Linked DNA regions of Homo sapiens: region 1 is linked to region 2. A link is a loop called in an ENCODE intact Hi-C map of the cell type or tissue named here. Cell type or tissue: PC-3. All regions are shown on one strand. Each heading gives the region's core, and the rest is flanking DNA. Links, peaks and the distances in the headings are about the cores only. Region 1 overlaps FARSB (phenylalanyl-tRNA synthetase subunit beta). Region 2 has its middle 240 kb from the start of CCDC140.

What was found. Hi-C counts contacts between places; a loop is a spot of excess contacts. Peaks named below come from ENCODE experiments on the same cell type or tissue, not always from the same donor. Only the 100,000 strongest peaks of a DNase experiment are listed, where the experiment ranks them.
Region 1: it touches region 2 in a loop (3-fold over the local background); 35 of 110 quality-filtered maps call a loop at or near these places.

What each region holds. Positions count from the first base shown.
Region 1 is chr2:222,567,814-222,576,536 of GRCh38, forward strand. It overlaps FARSB (phenylalanyl-tRNA synthetase subunit beta), which reads right to left. Exons shown (of 17, transcript NM_005687.5): 17 at 1-4,209. The coding sequence ends at 4,058. Among named protein-coding and RNA genes, the nearest start is that of FARSB, 84 kb to the right of the region's middle. In PC-3, for the core only: no CTCF peak of the experiment used is centred there; DNase peaks (open chromatin) are centred at 1,278, 2,198 and 4,638; H3K4me3 peaks cover 1,307 bases; H3K27ac peaks cover 5,657 bases.
Region 2 is chr2:222,053,005-222,061,727 of GRCh38, forward strand. No RefSeq gene overlaps it. Among named protein-coding and RNA genes, the nearest start is that of CCDC140, 240 kb to the right of the region's middle. RefSeq lists an enhancer at 1-607. In PC-3, for the core only: CTCF peaks have their summits at 4,447 (motif pointing right) and 4,648; a DNase peak (open chromatin) is centred at 2,037; H3K27me3 peaks cover 4,561 bases.

The DNA of each region.
Region 1 (8,723 bases), core at 307-8,306, 510 kb after region 2:
CCAGTGCTATTTAGCAGGATAGGGGGTTCATTGGAGCAGTGTTTATAATTGCAAACAGTTGGAAACAACTGAATGTCCACCAACAAGGGAATAATTGAACAATTACGGACATCTGTACAATAGAATATTACCTCATTTAAAAGAATGAGATAGGTCTATAGGCACTGACCTGAAAAAATGGGGCATATTAAGTGAAATGTCATGAGATATATGTAAAATAAAAAACAAAACTTGTTGCAAACCAGTAAGTAGAGCATGACCCCCAAAAATGTGAGCAGGTGTGTGTGGCTGACTGTACAAATCAAGGAAAATGTCCAAACTAAGGAACAATACAGGCTAAATTGTTAACAGCAGTTAGTTACTTCAGGGAATCAGGAGGAAGAAAGGTAGATTAACTCAGTAAGGCCACAGTTTGCAGAGTTTTTTTAAAGTATTGGACTTAACAATTTTTAACTTTTTGTCTCCCATTATTTTTATATTTTTAAAAAGTGTAGAAAGTCCCATTATTTACTTTCGCATAAATAAGTAAATAATGCAAATCAGTGAGTGGTCTGTGGACTCCAAGTCACTCTTTTATAGTGTCTCAAACTCATTTATTGGCTATGTGACTTCTGAGTAAGTTATTGATCTCTCTGAAACTCAACTGTTTTCACCCTACACATCAGGGAGAATTCCTACTCTCATACCGTTATTAAACCAAAAAAATTAAAATGTGAAAAAAGATCAATTCAAAAATAATTTAAAAACAGAAGAGCAGGCTGGGCGCCTGTAATCCCAGCACTTTGGGAGGCAGAGGTGGACAGATCGCCTGAGGTCAGAAGTTCGAGACCAGCCTAGCTAACGTGGTGAAACCCCGTCTCTACTAAAAATACAAAAATTATCCAGGCATGGTGGCACACACCTGTAGTCCCAGCTACTCGGGAAGCTGAGGCAGGAGAATTGCTTGAACCCAGGAGGTGGAGGTTGCAGTGAGCCAAGATTGTGCCATTGCACTCCAGCCTGGGTGACAGAGCGAGACTCCGTCTAAAAAAACAAAAAACAAACAAAACTAGAAGAGCACTGCAGGACTGTGAGGCTGTAGTGGTAGAATTTAAGTTTTTTCTAAGCTAGAACAAAAATCAATTCCATTTAATTTTCACTTTAATACTAGAGCTCCCAGTTTTTACTAAGAAGGTGTGCATCTTCTGTAATAAAGGCTTTTGGCAGTACTCACAGACTGCCCTGGCTCCAGTTCAAATGCTTCACCAGGGACAAGTGTAAGATGATCTGGCTGCAGAGCCTCGACTCATGAGCTGGATTCGCTTCTTCCAATGCAGCCGACACTGTTTTTCTGCCTACCATTTCCTGCTTCCGAGGGCAGAAACATCTACATGATGCATGGAGTTGATCTTTCCCCTTTCATGCTGGGATATACAATTAGGCATTAGTGGGTTTTTCATTACAAGTAATTTTGGCCACCCCCAAAAATATCCAGGTGGGTAGCTGCTGACAGAACAAATGGTTCCACCTACTTCAACAAGGGCTATCATATGATGATCCATAAGCCATGATTTTAACTAGAGCGAACCTGAAACTAAGGGAGAATATATCATTAATAGCTGTGGACCAGTGAGCCACCTTGAGCACAACTGCCAATTCTACAGTTCAGGCTATTTCTCTAGGCATTTATCAACTGGTGTTATGTAGTTAAAATCAGTAAAATACTACATGTTACATTACATTCTTTTTCTCCCAGCTTTACAAAGGTATAACCTACACCTGAAGTACACCTACCACCTCAATTAAGATAAAATTTCCATCACCCCAAAAAGTTTTCTCTTAACCCACTGCAGTCAGTTCTCTTTCCTGAGGTCCTGCCGACCACCTGCTTTTGACTTTTTTAGACTCTCAGGTAAATAGAATTAAATAGAGTCTTTTGTGTCTCTTGCTTTCACTTAGCATACTGTTTTGAAATTCATTCATGTTGTTTTGAGGATCAGTAGTTCATTCCTTCTTATTGCTGAGAAGTATTTCATAGTATGGATATACTGCAATTTGTAACTACTATAAGTAACACTGTGAACACTTGCATAAAAATCTTTGGCCATATGGGTAAACCTAGGAATAGAATGGCTAGATGGTAGGTGTATGTTTCAAGAGACTGCCAAGCTGTTTTCTAAAGTCACAATGTAACATTTTACATTGTGACTCACCAGCAGTGCATGAAAGTTCCACTTGCTCCAGTCTCAGCAGTATTTGATTTATGAATCTTAAATTTTAGCCATTTTAATGGGTATGCAGTTTGTCATTGTGAATTTTAGTTGCATTTCCCTGATGACTAACGATGTTGAGGATCTTTTCAAGTGCTCATTCATATGTCATCTTTTGGGAAATGTTTGCTCAACTCTTGCACATTTTTAAAAAACAGTTGTTTTATTTTTACTATTAAGTTTTATTATTAAGTTTTAAGAAATCTTTATGCATGCTGGATACAAGTCCTTTTGGCATGCATTATTTTTAGAGGGCATATTTCATTTTTAAAATGTTGTAAGGATCTGCTTATAACAGAGCTGTGAAGGGTCAGCTGGAAGTGTGTGTGTTCACAAATCTTACAGAGTTAGACACTGCTGCCCCAATTCAAGGTTGTAATATGGTCAGGTTTTCTCCTAGTAGTAGACTCAGCAAAAGATCCATAAACATAATTCTTATTTCACTATCTTTGTTAGCTACTTCTTCTTTTTTTTTTTTGTAGACAGAATCTCACTCTGTCACCCAGGCTGGAGGGCAGTGGCACAATCTGGGATCACTGCAACGTCCACCTCCTGGTTCAAGAGATTTTCCTGACTCAGCCTCCCAGGTAGCTGGGACTGCAGGCCCACACCACCATGCCTGGCTAATTTTTATATTTTTAGTGGAGATGGCATTTCACCATGTTGGTCAGGCTGATCTCGAACTATTGGCCTCAAGTGATCTGCCCACCTCAGCCTCCCAAAGTGCTAGGATTACAGGCATGAGCCACAGCGCACCCAGCCTTTGTTAGCTATTTCTACTGGGACTTTAAAGTATTATATTTTATCATATTTCTTATTACTTCAATAGTACCTGGGAACTTGTCTCAAACATGAGACCCAGCTTTTTTCCAGAGATGGTACCTACTGGAGAATTCTAGATTGAAGTAAGAAAGGAAATTAGGATATAAAACAAGGAGGATTGGCTGAAGCTTAGCTTCAGAAAAAGAGAGGTCTAATATCTCCCTGGGACAATAGAGAAACTAGTAGCTCAATTAAGTATTTAAAACCATGATTTTATAACTGACTGATTACAGTAACATGTATGGCCTATGGCAAAAATAAGCTTCTCATTGTTTCCTAATGTTCATACTGCATTGATATCAATACTTGTCCATTTTAACTCTTACAGCAGAACAGATCTTTGTTGCATGTACTCTATCTTAGAGTATCACAGATAGAGTAAAAAATACCTATGCACCCTCACATATTTTGAATCCTTGTATTACAGATTTTTCTTTCACTTTAAACTGACCTCAGAAGCTATAATTGTTGGACCATAATTGATTCTTAAACGTTTTCTAAAAATATTGTTATTTTAGTGTTTCTCAATGATGAATACATGTCAAATGTAGAAAATCAAAGCTAAACCCCTCAGTTATCTCGAACTCATGCAACATGAATTCTCATCGATTATCTTGTTTTATCAATAAGGAAAGAAATGGGATCTTGTTATGCAGGAGTAATCCGTTCCAATGTGATGTTCTGATGTCTGAGGAGCACGTCTGCCTTTCAGAACAGATCCTGCACTCTGCTAGTGCATTTCTCCAGCACTCCACGGGGCTTTTACCCAACAATGCAGCTTCACACACAGACACCACACTGGTATATGGCACAAGCTGGCCTAATATGCAGGGAAAGGATGGTCTCTACCCACACAGCCAGACAGTGCTTTCTACTTTATTAAACATCAAAGCCCAAATAGATGTTCCCTGTGGAGGAGGACTTAAGGACACTAGGGGAGGAGAAAGGGACACCTGGGAAGAGAATCACACCACAGAGACCAATCTTCACAAAAAGGGTCCAACATTGATTTCTAGGGAGGAGCAGGGCATGGTCAGCTCAAATTTGGTGATAACGTCAGGATGAAGGACCCCAAGCTTCCCGACGCTTTGACCCCTGGCAAAGATCTCTGCACATCGCCCGGGGAAGAAAGCAGGCCCTGAAAAAGAGAAAGTAAGAGAAAAATCAATGTTTCTTCTGGCAAAACATCAATAGACATTTAACACTAAAAGCCCACTAGTCTACTTTAAAAATAACTATTCTTTAAATCACTGGCTATGAAAAGAGAACGCTTCCTCATACTTTCTAGTATTTAAAAGAAGGATTTGCTATCAAGAAACTCTTGCAAGGAAAAAATCCGGGGCAAATATGAAAATAAGGGCCCTGTATTTTTGGTAACAGGGACCCGAGCAGGAAGGATGAAATCATGGAGGCTGCTGAAGGTCCACAGTCAGAAGTCCTAGGGGAACTCTGCCTGCACTTGGAACTGGTCCTAAAAAGGCCAAAAGGAAAAAAATGAAACATAAAACTGATGAACTTAATGGGAAGAACCTGTTTTCAAACAGGTTTTTCCATAGCAACGCTCACTGGATAAGACATCGACACTGAATTCATTTGCTCTGTACAACTCTTCCTCACTCTTTCTCACCTTATTACATAAAGAAACTGGAGCCGCCGTGTCATAGGCCGGCTACTGGGGGAACCACACCTCTGATGACAGGCCATGCTACCAGAAGGCAACCCACATTCCCATCTGAAAAGAGCTTTCTAAGCAGTTCTGAAGCATCTACTGTAAAACCACAGCAAAGGCCAGCCTAACACAAGTCTGGGTTGATGCCTCATTTACTTCAAGACAGGCAGAAAGTTCTCTTTATCTGGGTGCCAATGCACTGATACAGCTTACCAAGGCAGTAACAGTTCTTGAGATTTACAGAGCTAAAAATGAACATATGGGCCCACTCCATATTCATGAAATTACCAGTGCCACAGTAAATTATCAGTGTTCTGTACTCTTCTGAAGTTTACAAATATGCTGACTCACTGCTCTCACCACCAACTTGAAAAGGGATCAGGCCTGCAGCTCCTGACAGATTCAACAGAAACATTTACTGGCATAAACTATAAACACCCATGCAGAGCTGGGCCACAGTGTCCAGCCTGCCACTTCAGAGTGAGTGCATTATTGATGAAAGAGTAAACTGCTGAGTCTCTACTAATGGTTCCAAGGTCAGCATGCTTAGGAAATACAGAATCAGGTTGGAGGGGAGGGGAACCGGCTACTGTCAAGTTAGTACCACAGAGACAAAGGACAATTACATATATTTCTTGACCAGCAGAGAAGGATCTTTGTTTATATTTCTGGGGAAAGAGCTGGAAAATATTCTAAATTGTCATTCTTAAGTAAACCCAAAGCAACAGAGGTGAAATATTAAGGTGGCCTCTTTTTCACATCTCTCCAAACTAAACAATTCTGCCTCACTGTCTTTTAAAGCAAGAATTTCAGTGACTGCATTTAACTATCTGGCTCTGCACACTAATCCACACTTGGGGTGAGGGATAGGGAGGGAAACCAAATAAAACAATGCAGAAACCAAACCCAACTAATATTATAGAGCCTTAGTTTCATATTAATATGAATATTCACATTCATATGAATATTACTAAATCTGATAAAGATGGCACATTTTAATTCTATCAAAATAAATGTCTAACTTAAAAGACAAAACTCTCCTCCCCTCGACTCCCCAAAGGAGAAGAAAAATCTTCAAATGACATGTAAGTGAAGATTATATAAGGTGTTGATGGTAAGCAATATAATCAAGAACTGCAGAACTGGAAGGACTGCTGGGAATTATTTATCCCAGCACCCCAGCACCCCTATACAGAGCTAGACTTGAATACAACCACACTACCTGAAAAAAGACACCAGCTTGCTGTGGTTTTTATGAACTTTTATCTTATTAATAGATTCAACGGGTACGTGTTCAAGTTTGTTACCTGGGTATATTGTGTGATGCTGATGTTTGACACCAGTCTATTTTTAAGGGACACTCAGAAAGGCAATGTTCAGGATCTTCCCTGATAACTTTACTGTGTTTAAGAATCCTCATTGTACCAAAATCCATCCTTTCATCTATCTTCAATTCCAATTTGATTGGTTTCATTTTTACAAGCATAAAACCAAACTATTTTGGAATCTAAGCCAGATGTGCTAGTTCTAACAATGTTAGCAAAATAAAGCCTAAGAGATAAGAGCTTAGAATTTTTACTTCATAAAACAACTTTTCGAATCAGCACTTTTTTTTTTAGCAAAATTCAGTTATATTCTTCTTCAGTTGCCAGATCTACCTCTCTCCAGAAGTTGGGATCAAACTTTGCTTTAGCTCATTAATCAGTTAGGTACTTGATCAGACAAAAAATATTTGTGTCACTAAGTATAATTTTCCCTCTTTCCAAAGAAAAGCAAAAAAGAACTAAAATTCATACTATGCTTTATTTAAAACATATCCAAGCATATGAGTATTCTACATAACATAAATATCAAAAGCTCTCACCTGTCACCTGGACACATAGACCCATCCAGGCCACTGCAGCATCTCAAACTGCTCTGGGGTCAGAAGGCCTTCACAGCGGTCCAATGGAGCTGACAGCACATACAGGAGCCTGCTGCCCTCTTGTCCAATACTAATCATCCTCCCCTACCAACTCACACGTAAAAAGGAAGCATGCTGCCCTATCATCCAATACAAATTATCCTTCCCTACCAACCCACATGTAAAAATGAAGCCCAGTCATAAGATTCCTGTATAAACTCGACTTTGCTGAAACTGCACACTTTATATCTGACCTTGTGAAAAATGAAAAAATGGCAAGTTAAAATTGTCATCACAGGTTAAACACTTCTTGTGATTTTCTTATCGACTCCTCTTTTCAGCAAGGTTAAGGTTCTGTCCTCCTCATACACAAATTAAGTGGTACGCACATAAAAGCTCCTTCAAGTTGTCTATTGGTACAACAGAGAGAACCTAAAAAATGTGCCACTTGACAGATATTACATGTAAACTAGAAATACTGAAGGAAAATATAACGTTACTAAAACAGAAGTATTTCTTAGTGCTTTTGAAAACCTTTAAGGTTCAAACCAAACTTTGCAGGCAGAAGGGAATTGCTTCAAAGGATAGAAGAGAGAATAACTACTTCACTAAGAAAACAAGGGAGATATAGCTGACCTGGGCAACCATTAGGCCCTAGAGTTCAAAGATGAGAGCATCTCTCTCCACTGTTGGCAGAAAGGGGGTAGTTGAGCACAATAACTCCGGTAGATTAATGTGATCATAGTGCTCTAGCTAGGACTAATGTGCCGTAAAGCAGAGTATTTCCAGAAATAAAAACAGTCACATCGAAATGGAACAAAATATGAGTCTAGGCTTGTGAAAAATCAGACCTGGGTGGTAGCCAAAGGCTAACCTTATAGCATCAACAAACAAAAACATATTTTTAGAGAAAGAGCAGCATGCTGTGTCTAGAAACATAAAGTTGCCATTTCAAAGAAAATGACATTGCTTTGTGAAATGGGAATTCTAAAATTCAAATTCTATAAAGTACATTAGTTTTCTCTTACTGATGTTTCAAGATGTGTAGTATTACAATTTTCAATCTAAGCCCAAAATGCTCCCCAGCAAAAAGCCTCCGAGCCCGCTTTTCTACCTACTTCCTTATACTGGTTAAACTCTCAGCTTTGCTGCTATCACAGTAAACGGCTTCCAACATAAAACAGATGTGGGGGAAATAGTGTTCTCTGTTGAAATACATGTGAAAGTCTGGACAAAAGAAACATCAGGTAAGCACAAAAAAGAATTCAATTTCCAAAACTTAGTGGGGTGTTAGTAAGTCCCTTAATTAAAGCCTTTGTAGCATCTCCTAGAGGTCTGTAATTGTCTCTGTGCTCAGACGGCAGGACCACTCTGAGGACCTTGGGGGTAATTCCTGGGCCTGTAATCCAGCACAGCACCCAGGCTTTAGCACATTTTCTGGCTAATTGACCATCAAAGAGTTTGTAAGCTCCCTCTCTTGCTCATTGCTAAACACTTTTCACAGTTTCTTTTTGCCTCATCTTTTTTTTTTTTTTTAAAGAGAAATATTATAGGCCCAAAGTTTGGATAAGCTTTACACGTAGAGTCATTCCTATAATTTTAGGGAGCATCAGAAGTAGAAGCTTAAGGAGGTAACTGAGCAGACCCCCTAATCTGAAAACATCAGAAGGTGTTATCAAGCACCTTCTTAATCAGGGTCTTAATTCCTGATCTTCATCCCCCTGCCACTGGCTATATTCGACTCAATCATTTGGTATTTTATTTAGCCCATCTGTAAAAAGTCATCTACTCATACAATTTTATTTTTCCTTTTTTTTTTACATTACTAATACATGATGTGAGGCTCGAACCCACATATTGTACTGCTTGCAATCTGATACTTAACCACCCAAAATTTCTGCAATAAAGAGATAAGAACAAAATATAAAGGGGGGGGCAGGGAACACTGGAAAAGGAATGTCCTTATGTCACATATGTCATAGCAAACAACAGAAACTATCATCATGAGTTTTAACTATACATAAGTCTCCAACTTCAGGGATGAACTAAAAAAATACAAAATTATATAGATATTGTAAGC
Region 2 (8,723 bases), core at 464-8,463:
TTTCACCTGTGGAGGGGCACTGACGCGCAGCAGAACCGAAGCAGGCTTTGGGCAACCAACCTCCCGCTGGGCAATTTAACCAGAGTCACAATTAGAGACCAAGAGATCTGTTGTTGGGTCTGGTGCGGAGGGAAGAGTGCTCTAATTAAGTTGGGAGCGGCTCAGAAGGAGCAGAAATAGGCAATGATTCCAGAAGAGGGGAGTTCCAGGAAGCAGCCAGGAGGGAGGGGTGGGAACTCTGATTGCATCCTGGAGCGAGCAACTCATAAAACCCCGAACCCTGCCTCCAAGGCTTTGCCCCAAGGAGCTTCTTAAAACAGAGCCAGAATTCACTTCATTTAAAAGAATAGCTCAGCATGTAGCCACTAACTCCCTCTAGCAGAGGAAGCCCCTTGTTTCTCCCTGAAGAATGCAATGAAGGTTGAGCTTCTATCTTGCCAATTACCCCATAATTAGAACAGCTGATGGCATACTGAAGGGGGTGCGTGTGTAAGTGTGCATGCCTGTGTGTTTTGGGAGAGGAAAATCACTCTTCACCCAAAAAGAAAGCTTGAAAGGATGATGCCCATAATTTGTTCATTATCACCAACCCACTCCTTTGTAGGGCAACATGCTTTGAGTTCGGAAGTAAATCTAGATCCAGTCCTATGCATAGGTACCTTTGTAAAGAGGACATGAAGCCAGGTATTTTAGATTGAATTCTGGTTTCTCAAGTAATGTTTAGAAATGAAGAACTCCCTTCCCATTTAACTTCCTTTAACAACAGTCTGTGCCTGCAATGCCAAACTCTCAGTTTTAAATATTTAGTCCTGCTGAACCTGCATTTATTTGTTTTTATTTTTATTTTTATTTTGAGACAGGGGTCTCACTGTGTTGCCCAGGCTCGTCTCAAACTCCTGATCTCAAATGATCCTTCCACCTCAGCCTCCAAGAAGCTGAGACTACAGGCATGAGCCACCACAGCCAGCTAGACCCACATTTTTTAAAAAAAATTATTTATTTTGCTCATCCTTTAGACAATACTTTTTTTTTTAATTTGGTGTGTGTGTGTGTTATTATACTTTAAATTCTGGAATACATGTGCAGAACGTGCAGGTTTGTTACATAGGCATACATGTGCCATGGTGGTTTGCTGCACCTATCAACCCATCATCTAGCTTTTAAGCCCCACATGCATTAGGTATTTATGCCAATGCTCTCCCTCCTCTTGCGCCCCAACCTCTGACAGGCCCTGGTGTGTGATGTTCCCCTCCCTGTGTCCATGAATTCTCCCTGTTACACTCCCACTTATGCGTCAGAACATGTGGTGTTTGGTTTTCTGTTCCTGTGTTAGTTTGCTGAGAATACGTATGTTTATTGCAGCACTGTTTACAATAGCAAAGACTTGGAACCAACCCAAATGCCCATCAGTGATAGACTGGATAAAGAAAATGTGGCACATACACACCATGGAATACTATGCAGCCATAAAAAAGAATGGGTTCATGTCCTTTGCAGGTACATGGATGAAGCTAGACCTACATTTATCAGATAATTGTGAAGGCAGCCGAAGAATCTTGTCCCCATAAACATGCTTTCTCTCCTAGAGATCTCCAGTACCTCATGAGCTATAGAATATACATGATTTCTAATTATATATAAAGCCAGAAAAATATTGAAATGTGATGATATGCTTTTGGAGGGGCATTTAAAATCTTATGAACTCCCAATTGACAAAGGAAAAATGACCCATACTTAAATTTGACTTCTTTCCTAGTGTTTTTTCTAGTCTTTTCCATGGTTTTTTTTTTTCAGGATTTTTGAATAAGACATTTCAGTCTTTGTAATAAAACCATCAACAGTATCTCAATCCAAATTTCTAACAGTTTACATTCTTAGGAATGTGTGCTTTATTAGACTCATAAACAGTAATAATCGTGATTGCTACAATTTCGTGAATGCTGGTTCTATGCTGGAAACTGTACTAGGTGCATTCTATGGTCTATTGCTAATCCTTAATCACCACCCTGTTTGGCAGATGCTATCATTCCCATATTAGAGAGTAAGATAAAGTTAAACAAGGACTAGAGCTATTTCCCTAAGGGGGAGATGAGGCATTAACCATGCCTTTTCGGTTAATTCCACAAGTAAATAATACTAGATACTCAGTGTCATCATCTCTACAGATTTATTGCCTTCCTTCTGTGGACCAACCTCTTTTCTAGATGTTCATAAACATTGGCTTATTTAATCCTTGCAAAAGTCTCAAGAGATGCCTCTAATTCTCACCAGGGTGGGGGTGAGAAAACTGAAAATCAGCGATATGCTCAGAAATGGCAAAGTTAAGAACCTAACACAGATTTTTTTATGTCAATTTCAATGCCTTTCCACTAAAATCCGATTGCATCCCAGACAAACAAAAATAAGAAAGTCATACTCACTTTTGTAATGTGGCAGGAGCAGCCTGTTTACTGCTGTGCCTTCACTGTCAAAAGCATGCCTGAACTTTTCCCAGCAGGCAGCTGAAAGTGTAGCGGAATTATCAAAGGGGTGCCATTAGCAAGAACTCTGTTCGAATCTGCTGCGATGCAATAGCTTAAGGGAGTGGGTTGTTTATCCCTTAAGGGAACTTAAGGGAGTGGGTTGTTTATCCCTTAACACTTGTTTCTCTATCAGCCAAATGGACATTCTTACCTGTCTCCTCATCATCTTTGGAAATTAAACTCCATGAGGGCAGGGACTTTGTTTATCTTGTTCACTCCTCTTTTCTCAAATGTTTAAAACATACAATACACTTAAAATATTTTTGTAGGGAAAAAGAACATGATTCACAGGTTTTGTAAAGATCAGATGAGTTCATATGTATGAATGTTCTGTTTATTCTTTCTCCCTCCCATCTGAGAGATTAACCTTCAAATTAGGTTAGCTTAGTCTTGTAAACTAGATCTGTCTACACATCTAGATATGGATCCTTCTTGACTTCTAAAAAGCCTTATCTTTTAAGTACAGTTGGAGAATGCCTAAAGCTTTGGGATTTTTAAGATTCAGTGAGTGAAAAACAATTACCAAAATACTTTAATTTGCTTTCTAGCCACTTCATCCATATGACTTTGAATCGAACACTTAAAACTATCTGAGGTTCTGAGAGTGGGGATGCTATTACACTCTTAAGGTTATTACAAATATTAGCCTAAAAGTATAAAGAATATTTTTTCTAAATGAAAAATACTTGTCAAAGCATGCTTGTTAATCAAAACTGCTGTCAGTCTAGATTACAAATTCAGATCATTTATCTTAATGATTTGGCAAGAAGTTTTTAAACTTAATAATTGCATTGACAATAATGATGAGAGCTAATACTCACTGAGAACTTCTAAGGGCTGAGTGCTCACTCCAGCACTTTACATGTGTCCATTCATTGAAACCTCACATCTCTCCTGTGAGATGGGTGTCGTACATGGGTAAGCTGAGGCACAGGCAGGCTAAGTAAAAGATACAACCAGAAAGTAGGGTTTGAAGCCAAGCAACTGGATTCAGAGACTGAGCTCTTAACTACTAAACTGTGTGTGTTTCAACTTCATGATTGAGCCATCTCTTTAGATCAGGGTTCTCTACCTTTTCGCAGATGAACTCCTTCATCAGTCTAACAAAACCTATAGGCTGCCTGTCAGAGTAATGCTCATAATGCTTTAAATAAAATACATAGGATTACGAAGAGAATAAATTACTGTGAAAATAGTTATTTAAATGTTTTTAAAACTAAATGTACAACAAGATAACATATTTGCTTCTTTATTACCTGTTAAATAACAAGAACTGGTGTGAGGGTCTGATCATTGCTGTTATTTAGTAGATGAATAGCATATGTAATGACATGAAAATGTCTCATTTCTTTTGGTGTCGAAATCTCAGGTATTGCTAACACTACCGTGGTTTGCAGCTGACGTTCTTGATTGAAGGAAATGCTAAATTTCAGATTTAGAGTAGTGAAAATAAAGATGTAAATTTTTCCCATCCAAATTTCTGGACCACTGGATTCTGTCCTGCTCTTCTTGAGCAGACCTTCAGTTCAGTAGCCTAACTTTAGAACGTGTTTATTGTTTCCAGGTAACAGAAAACTCTCACTGGCATACTTTGAAATAGATGTAGGTTTTCCTTTTGAAATATCATGGTAGTTTTAACTTGGACTTTGTTGAAACATGACAAATTAAAACATGTCAAAGGGCTTATTTTCTATATAGAGTGCAACTCTTTTCTGTTTAGGCTTAACTATCAAAACTAATTTCAACTGTTGCCACATCACTTGAAGTTCATTAATTAGTGAATATATGGAGATATAAACTCAAGCCAGCCTAATCTAAGAACTGTAATTTAGCCTGCTTGTACATTTCTGTGATACTACAGTACAGTTCTCGAAAACAATCTGTCTTTATTCTATACAACCACTAGATGGCACTAATTGTTTGCTAGTCCTCTTTCTGCCCAAAATTCTACTCCCCCCCTCCACCCTCCATTTCCCACCCCCAAATTGAGAAAGGTTTATCTGGCAACTTTATCCACAAAAACTAAGCGTTGACATATCTTTCTGAAATAAATTAAAGCATTTTTTTCATTCCGTTTTTATCTTTTAAAGACCATTACATCATTTTGTTCTTTCTTCGATTCTCCAGGGGGTTTTTCAAGTCCATTAGAACTTCAGCAATTCAAAATGTTTCGCACCAATTAGAACTAGCTTCTTCAAAACATGGTGTGCTTTTCCAGCAAATGCATGATCCATGGGAAGCCTTGCTTCCTATCTGGGATGCCGGCAACAGAAGCATTTTTAGAGCAGCAAAATTATTGTGTTACATGTCTTCCTGTCACAGCAGCTAGATACTTGTCCTCCACTGCTTCAGAGAAATCACATTTATAGGCTGGTGCATCAGTCCTGGGTCATAAATAGGACAAGGGCTGCACTCAATAAAACATTGGACCAACACACTTCTCAGTGATATGGGATTGGTGAGAAGCATTTTTAAAGGAGTAATAAAATGTAACTATGTTTTAAAACTGTCTCTTGAAATAAGCACATTCTTACATTAGCATCTGAAGTAATGTACTAGCAAGAAGCACAAAAAAAGATATATTTCCAGGAGTACTGAAGTCCTACTGTTGTATTTCTTGGTGTAAAACACATACCACTGTGTTAATTTTCATAATTTTGTATATTGCATGTAGTGTCACATACAATGAACCAATGAGTGCAAGCTACTCTATTAGTCATTTGGATCCAGACGAAGGAATCAGATTGAATGGTTGTCATTGAGGAGGTAGTATCCCCATTCTCTCTGCCTCTGATAGAAATCACCATTGGAGCTGTGAGTGACAACCCTACCTCTGAGCGTGGGAAATCTGATTGTTCATTGTAAATATTTACACCTCCATTTACCATCCAAAGCCAAACATGTGTTTAGCTTCCCCCATTCTAAAATTTCATCGCAGAATCGATCAACCTTCAAAAAGGTTTATTATATCTCCTAAAGTTATGATTGTCAAGAATACAAGACTCCTAATGACATGGATTTTTTTTCCAACAAGAACAGGAAAAAAAGCTGGGTTGGTGGGGAGCAGTAAATTCTCAAAGCTCAAGAGGCTATTGTTAATATTTGTACCACTCTATTGATTTGGGGCAGAGATGTATGGGTCCATGCAGGGGAGGGCAGCCAGAGGAAAAGAGTGGGCTGGCATCAGCCAAAACCCAAAAGAGCTTACATGAATGAAATGAGGCTAGATCACAAAAGGAGTTTGTCTTGTCTCCTGGTTTTCCTGTGGCTGTGTTTATCTGCTTACTGTTGGAGGAATATATATATCCACATGGTATTTGAAAAGCCTTGGCTTTTGTGTCTAATATTCCTAGCCAGTGTGTCAAGTCCCAGAGCACCAAAGTTCATGCAGTTCACCATTGGTTGCAGGTGGCGTCCCCAGGATTCTCTAGCATGGCTCTATGGGCTAAGAGAGAGACTCTTTCTCCAGGGCGGGGAGGGGATGAGGGTATCAATTCCAGAATGCACTTGGCACTCACTCACTGTGGTTCTTTGAAACATTCCAAGAGCAGTTTTCCACAGAGTGAAAAGAAAGTAAGAAGCCAACTCAGTCCCTGGAAATGGAGTGTTAGGGAAAAAAATAATGCTTTCCTGTTCTAATACATTTGTCTTCCTAAAAGCTTCTTTTTTGTACTTTTTTCCAAAAAATTATTATCTTTAGATCTAGATACAGGAAAAACATTTTCAAAGATACATTTGGTTAAGTGCTTTTTAAGCATTTGTTTGGAATTAAGTCTGACATTCTCTTTTTCTCAGATTGCCCTACAAATTAGCACAGAATTATTGGCTTTTACCCAGAGAAAAAGAAGTGGAAAATAATAATAATGGTATGAAAGTATGGACCAGAACTCTGAATCCTGAAAGAGTTTACTTATTTTCCAAGAGAAGGGGTAGGGTGTAGGCAATAGATTTCGTTTGTGTGTGTGTGTGTGTGTGTGTGTGTGCGTGTGTGTGTGTGTGTGTGTGTGTGTTTTATACATGCCATGTAAGAATTATTTCATATTTCGGCCGGGCACGGTGGCTCAAGCCTGTAATCCCAGCACTTTGGGAGGCCGAGGCGGGCAGATCATAAGGTCAGGAGATCGAGACCATCCTGGTTAACACGGTGAAACCCCGTCCCTACTAAAAATACAAAAAAGTTAGCCGGGTGTGGTGGCGGGCGCCTGTAGTCCCAGCTACTCGGGGAGGCTAAGGCAGGAGAATGGCGTGAACCCGGGAGGCGGAGCTTGCAGTGAACCGAGATCGCGCCACTGCACTCCAGCCTGGGCTACAGAGCAAGACTCCATCTCAAAAAAAGAAAAAAAGAATTATTTCATATTTCAAAAACTTTGTTTCTTTGGAAAATCAACCTTGTTGGAGGTAGACGCACCTTTTCCCAATACTTTTGAACATGCCCACTAGTCTTTTCTTTTTCTGGACTTTTTCATCTGGCCTGCTTATATAATTAGACTACAAATCAATCAGTACAGCTCTTGATTTTCTGCAATCTTTAGCTTCAGGCTCTATGATGATATAATGATCTCACCACATTCTGCTTAAGCCAGACAATTGGATCTGCCATTTACCTTAGTGTGCCAGGAGGTGAACATGTACTACATTTCAGGAAAAACAGACCGATTTGTTCAGGTGTGAGCAGTGGTTTCTTAACCGCCAAAGCATTCCAGTTCAACAAGATGTTCCAGGAAAATATAATTTTGGAACCAGTTGGTTCAGCTCTAGGTAGGAGAGGCTGCTTAATTACTCTCAGGTGGTCTCCAGCAAGAACAGTGTCTCAGCTTCACAGCAACCAAAACCTGCCTGCAGATAGGCAGGCCTTACCCATAAACCTTCAAGGATAAGAGATGGAAAGTGAACTGGGCCAGGTCTACTTCACGACAGCAGTTACTGGAAAGTGCCAGAACTAAATCATGGGCAGAGAGGGAAGGAGGCACTAGGTGGAGGGCATGGTAAAACAGAACCTGATGTCTCAGATTCCCCAAGATCTTAATCAGAGTCACTCTGTGCTGTTTTACTGTCTGCATTCCTACCTTTCTCCAGCCACTTCCCATTACTTTATCTCCCACTTGAAAAGGTTTCGTTTTTTCATAATCTGAAGCAGTTCTACGGATGAATCCAGTCCAGTTTTTTGAGCTGCGGGTCAGGTATGTCCTGAAACCACTTTCTCCCTCATTCTACTTCACGCAAACGTAAACAACGCAAAGGGCTGCAGGAGAGAGACACCCCGGGGAAACTAATCTTGTGACAAATTTGCTTTTCTTAGTTGTTTTCCAAAAACTTAAATTCCAAAGTTTTCACTGAGCTACATTCTATTAAAAAAACAATTCTTTCCCAGCCGTGTAACTGAAGTACATCCTACCCTGGAAAAAGATCAAGGACTATTAACGGCTAAAGAAGATAATTTCAGTGCTTTGACTTAACAGACAAGAGGCCATCTTCCTGTAGGGCACAGAGGGAAACCTAGTTTATGCAGGTTTATTTGTTCATATGATGGCAAAAGAGAGAAACCATCTCAATTTACAAGCTAAGACAACTTAACATAGAGATCATGAAAAAAACACAGTTTGGGAAACGGTGGGAAAGAAGTTAAAATCTATGAGCAGAAAAAAAAAATGAGTTGTAGCCAATGGCCAGGGTTTTTCATTAAGCTAAATCATAACCAAACATTAATAGGGATCAGAGCTAGATCCAAATATTAAATATATCAGTAATGATAACCAGTGGTATATTAATGACATGTCATTAATGTAAGAGGCAGTGGAGAAAAATGCTTATAATATAATGTGATCTTAAAAGCAGAATGCATCTTTGGCTAGAGTCACAGAGTGAAGAAAAAGAAAAATTAATTTTAAAAAAGCAGAATGCAATTTAAAGACTACAAAATGACATATACAATATTACTTTGACAATCGTAAAAGATTAATATGAATAAAGACAAAATGGAATATGCAAAAATAGTAATAGTTGTTACGTAGACAACAGAATTAAATATTTTTTCTTCTTTCCAATATTGTCAATTTACTTCACATTTTTAAAAGATTAACTTCCAAATCAAAGAAAAAAAGGAACCAAGAAGATTGTGCAAATCGGAAATGGAAGTCACTGCCTTATCAGAAAAATGCCATAATCAAAACAGTGTATCTTCGTGGAAGGCCCAGCTGCAAA